Regions from separate parts of the Homo sapiens genome. Here region 1 is linked to region 2. Evidence: chromatin contacts called from ENCODE Hi-C or POLR2A ChIA-PET data. All regions are on one chromosome and are shown on one strand. The core of a region is the stretch at or near the end of the contact, and the rest is flanking DNA. Distances in the headings are between cores, read along the strand shown.

Region 1 (2,700 bases), core at 102-2,601, 180 kb before region 2:
ACCTTACTTACACTACGTTTTCTCCTATACACACCTGCCTATAATAAAGTTTAATTTAGAAGTCAGGCACAATGAGAGATTAACAACACTAATAATAAACCAGAACAATTATAACACTATACTGTAGTAAAAGTTATGAGAATGCGGTCTCCCTGAAAACACCTTGCTGTCCTGTACTCACCGAATTTCAGAGCAGAGGACTCTGACTGACAGGTGTTCCCCGACTCCCAGTGGCGAAAGGTCCTCAGGGAAAACAGGTGAACGCTATCAAAGTATGCTTATCTCCGAACCTTTCTTAAACCAGAGTCTTAAGGGATCGTCTCTGATTAGGTCTAGAATTCCTCTCCATAGAAGATAACCTACTTCTCGCGCAAATCTGCAGTGTTCTTGCAGGGCTGCTGATGGGTGGTCCTGTTCTTTTCGCGGTCCTGTTTGCGCAGAGATGAAACGGGGAACTTAGCGTATCCCTACCGCTCTTTTTGATGACAGGAGTAAAGGGCTGTTCAGACTACCTAAACAATGTTGTTAAGAGAAGCACTCGTACTTCTCAGACTTCGCTGTTCCGGACCCCGCGAGCCAGGGGCAGGCACCGGGTCCACCCGGGGCTGAGCTGCGGCGGCGCCTGACAATGCCCCCTCGCGCCCCGGCCTCGGCGCCCGCTCCCGGCTCCAGCGCGCCTGCACGTACGTAGCCTTCACGTGTGTGTGGATACGGAGTGCATGTGTGGAGACAGAGGAATATGCTCCAACAAATTTCGGATAGAGGCGCCGAAGACAGGACGTGGGGAAGGTAGGAGCCGCGTGCACGGCTCCGGCCCCGGGCGGGAGGCGGCCGCGAGCCGGGCCGGCCGCGCGCAAGTCCGGCGCCAGCCGCTAGAGCCCCCAGTGCGCGGCCCGGCCGCGGGGCGCCTCGACCCGACACAATAAACTCCGAGGGCGGGCGGGCCGAGGGGCCGGTGGGGCCGAGCGGCCGCCCCGCGCGCATCGCCATGTGAGCGGCTGCCGCGGCTTCGCGGGGACCCAACTTTCCCGGGCGGCGGCGCCCAACTTCCCGCCGCCCGCTCCGGCCCCGCAGGCCCGCGGCGCCAGGGGAAGACGCGAGTAAGTGCGGGCGGCGGTGCCCTCCCGGCCCTCACCCCGCACGCGGCGACCCGGCCGCCTAGCCTCCCTCGCTCAGGCGCGACCGCGGCGTTCTCTGAGGTGGAGTATTACAAACATGGCGCCCCTCGAGCCCGGAGCCCTTCGCGCGGAGCCGGCGGCGGGGTCCGGGCGGGGGGGAGCCGGGGAGGAGGGAGGAGGCCGGCAGGGAGGAGGAGGAGGCGGCCTGAGCGTCCCCCCCGCCCCCCGCGCCCGTCGCCGGCTCAGGCCCGAGAGGCGCCGGGCGGCGGGAAGGAGGCGGCACCGGAGGGGAGGGCCGGGCGCGGCGGCGGCGGCGGTGGAGGAGCCGGAGCATAATGGTGGGGAAAGCTCGGCGGCGGGGCGGCGGGGCGGGCGGGGGCGTCCGTGGAGATGGCGCGGCCCGCGCGGTGGAGCCTGCCTGGCCGCGGCCTCTGGGGCGGCGGCGGCACCAGTGGGTGCTGACGGTCGCTCGCCCGCTCGCGAAGAGCTCCGAGCTGCCGGGGAGCTTTGTGGATGGCGGGGCGGGCCGGGCCGGCGGGGCCTGCGAGGGCGGCGGCGGGGCCTGCGGAGGCTGCCGGCCCGCGCCCACTCGCCTTGGGCGGCCGCGGAAGAGGCCCCGGGATGAGGCCCCGGAGGACCGCGCGGGGCCTGCTCGGGCCGGGAAGCCGCGGAGTCGCGTGAGCACCGCCCGCCGGGCCCTGTGCCCCGCTTTCGGTCAGGCCTCCTGGGCCCGTGCGCAGTCCGGGCCGGCGGGGAACGCGGCTCCGGGCGTGTGGCGGGCGGAGAGGAAGCGTTTGTCGGCGCGGCACGTCGTGTGCTAGCCCGGGAGCGGCGGGCAGGGCTGGCCCCGAGGCCCGGGGCGGAGATTCGTCGGTCCCCCGGGGCTGTGAGCGACCCCGGCAGCGAGGCCGCCGCCTCAACAGGTCCTCGCGGACCTCCGGGACAGTCCTGTGGGGTCCGCCGCCCTCCTCCCACCCAGAGCTCCGGGGAGAAGCTGCTGAGGACGCGGCTGGGACGAGGGGGGGCGCCGGGACCCGGACTTTCACTTGCAGTCTCTCCTCGCGCTTTTCTCCCGAGCCGGGAGGAGGAGGAGCTGGCGATGTGTGCGCCGTGCCCGGTGTCTTTTGCAGAGTGACCGCCGTACCTGTTTTATTCGTGTGTACCAGTGCTCGTTGTGCAGTGCGGTGTCCTATGCGGTGGGTACGCAGTACCGGGGATTATATATGGTGTGTACTCTGTGTCATATGCAGTGTGCTCGAAGTACCCGGTGTCGTACCGGCTATCATACACGGTGTGTACATGTATCTTCCTCGCTTAGGCTGTGCACTCAGCCCCCGGTATTGTGTGCAGTAGGTGCCTGGTACCCTGCTGCCATATGAGCTGTGCGTGTGGTACTCCATGTTATATACGAGTGTATGTAGTATCTGGATAGTATTGAATATATTTACCTTACCTGTTGTCACATACAGTGTGTATGTAGTACCTGGTGTCATATATGCGGTGTGTATAGTACCAGGTGTCATATACTGTGTGCACACAGTACTTGGGGTCATATATGGTGTGTACATAGTATCCTTTCACA
Region 2 (2,700 bases), core at 51-2,550:
TCACAGCTATTTCGAAGTCTCTGATAATTGCAGCATGTCTCTTCTACTGACTCTTTCTAGGGCCATCTCCTCTCATGAACATGAGTCCATTTCTCTTGCTTCTTTGCAGGTCTTTTAAATTTTGATTATATAACACAATGTTTTATGAAAAACGAAGATTGTATTTAAAAGAACAGTAAAGATTAAATAACATTTACCCCCAGAAAAGAATTTACAAGCCTATGGGCAGGATCCGGATGCTGGGCCTGAACACTGACACTGGATGTCTTCTATGCTTCACGGCGAGAGATCTGCTTTCCAAACAGTAGGAGACCTTCCACCCACTTTAGGTAACTGGGTGATTCTCTCTTCAGTCTCACCCCCAGCTTCCTCTATTCCACTGCCACACTCCCAGCCTTTGGAAGGCAAATACGTTACACATGGTGAAGGGCAAGGGCGCTGCAGAGGGATGTGCTATGCCCTCATCCCACCTCCATTGTTGAAGTGTGAGTGGAGTTCCCACGGTGATTTGGGCTGCCCTGGAGGGTAGCCAGGGCTCTGCTGGGTGATCCAGGCCACCCTCGAGCGGGAGCCAGCGGCTTTCCTGCTCACCTCCCAGCCCTCAGGAGCCCCTGCCTTTTGCACACTAAAGGTTCAGAGTGCCTCAGAGAAAATGCATCCACTTTTAGGACTCCCCTGGGATTCTCATCTACCTTGCAAATAACATACTGCCATTTATGTTTTTTAAAAAGTTCAGAAACTTTTTGCTTTATCATTTTTTATGGTAAATTCTTTCTCCTGGCTCCTCTGCCATGGGAAAAACCACATACAGGTCTCTTTTCTCCTAGGAAGAAATGTAATTCATCTACATTTGAGTCTTCAGCTCTCTGATGGATCTTAGAAACGATGAGTCTGTGTATTAACCAGATTGTTCCGACGGTTATGGTTGGAACAAGAGTCTCTTGTGACTTCTACATCTCAATAAAAAATGGAATTCCAAAATATTTAAAAAATAAATTTGCAAAAATCACATTGAGCTTGTTTCTATGGTTGGCATCAAATGGATGGATCTGTATGTTGTCATCAGGCATTGATGCAGGTGACAAACTGTCAGGAAATGGGGGTTCTGGAATGGATTACTGGTGGGGTGGGGGCCACAGACAGTGTGAACTCAGCTCAGGCCGTCTACCAGCAAGCTGGTCATCAGGACCAGCCAAACACTGGCTTTCGTAAAGTTTGACTGAAGCACGGCAATGCCTGCTCATTTACATATTGCCTGTTTCTGCTTTGAGTGGCACAGCAGAGCTGAGTAGCTGTGCGGAAAGCACCATGAGGCTGGCAGCCTGGACGCCATGCTCTGACACTTTAGAGAGAGGGCGTGGGAAGGCTTTAGTTTAGGGGCTGCCAAGCCACAGAGCAGATGAAAGCACCCAGACGTGACACGGCACGGCTGTTTTTGTTGAACTTACTGAGTGAATGATGAACTCAGATTCTTGCTTTTTGGTTCAAGACATAGACTAAAAGCCAGGCATGTTCTGTGACTGCGATAGAGAATCCCTTGCTGAAAGCCAGGCGAACACTTGAAGCTGTGCAGTTACACCCCTCAGACCCTCATCATGATCTCCTGGGTCCCTAAGACTCTTCCAGCGGTGACTCCAACATTCCTGGAGACAGATGGAAAGACTCACTTAGCACCTTGCAGATCCAACATGATTATCTGTTCAGTGCAGTGTCCATCAGTGCCTAGGGCACGTGAGACATCCAAAAACACTGGTAGAATTCGAATGTTCCTCTTCTTTTCTCTCTCTTCATCCCTCAATTGTAAATTTTACAATTCCATCTGTAGATCACAGAATATCAGTGATGGAACCAGAGAAAGAGGAGGCATCGCCTAGGAAGTCGTGGGTTTGATGACGGTCATGGTAATTCCAGAGGCTTCGGCTTGTCTCCCCTTTGCATGAAGGGCAAGTGCCTGAGTAGACGTAAAAGCAGCAGCTGCATCACGGTGGCTTCCTGGGGCTATGGAGATGCGTAAGGGCAGGACGAGAACACAGTGATGCTGGATGGCGAAAGGGAGGGGTGGGAGCAGCCACCGCTGCCACACTTTGGTCACCATACATCTCAACCGTCCTCCTGTATCGGGAGAACTCCTCCACTTTTTGAGTCCTGTTTGAATACAGAGCCCTTGTGGCTCTGTAGGAAGTAAAAATACCAGAAGTCCCTTCCCAGCCTTCCTGGAAGCTAGGGTGTGGGGAGACGATCAACCAGTCACATCCATTTACAGCACAAACCAATCGGGCTCTTGCTGTCGGCAGTGAAGGTGTCCAGACACGATCCAGGTTTGGGGAATGCCATGCTGGTGGGGAAGTCTCGTGTCCAGGAACAAGGTCAGCAGTGCAGACTTCAAGGTGTGGTGTCCTCACAAGAACAAGCTGCTGCACAAGCGGTTCCCATAGGCAGGTTCCCAACGCTGGTCCTACTCCCTTGGTGGTTCTGAGAGCCACTCACTGGTGCCTCAAACTGCCAAAGGAGGTTTCCATTGCTTACAGGTCAGAAAGCTGGCTGACGTGCAGGATACCTGGAATATGGTTTCCATGATCCCCAGCGTGGCTGGGATGCCGTGTGTCAGCAGGAAAGGGCATAAAGTTCCTGCTGACGGTGGCTCATTCCCTGAGGCTTTCAAAATCCCCAACAGCACCTTATTTATTTCCTTCACCTAAA

Evidence for each region. A loop is a pair of places that touch in the nucleus more often than their neighbours do. ChIA-PET counts read pairs that join two places held with the same protein, here RNA polymerase II (POLR2A). Pooled maps may share reads with other maps.
Region 1: a loop to region 2 is called in a map of B cell, with 5 times the contacts of the local background. The contact joins the promoter of ZMYND11 here to the enhancer-like site in region 2. A Hi-C loop is called at or near these places in 1 of 168 maps with a recorded cell type or tissue (B cell), 4 of 37 single-sample maps with no recorded cell type and 11 of 50 pooled maps. POLR2A ChIA-PET finds 5 or more read pairs at or near these places in 3 of 52 experiments (AG04450, MCF 10A and T-cell).

Annotation. Positions count from the first base shown.
Region 1 is chr10:134,104-136,803 of GRCh38, forward strand. ZMYND11 (zinc finger MYND-type containing 11) reads left to right here and starts at 1,352. Exons shown (of 15, transcript NM_001370100.5): 1 at 1,352-1,456. RefSeq lists silencers at 594-2,153, 601-779.
Region 2 is chr10:316,096-318,795 of GRCh38, forward strand. All of the region lies in intron 31 of DIP2C (disco interacting protein 2 homolog C), which reads right to left. Among named protein-coding and RNA genes, the nearest start is that of ZMYND11, 180 kb to the left of the region's middle. Within about 2 kb of position 1,301, at least 4 of the 41 ENCODE cell types and tissues checked have a DNase peak (open chromatin) inside an H3K27ac peak, as active enhancers do; they include B cell, where a contact is called at or near this core.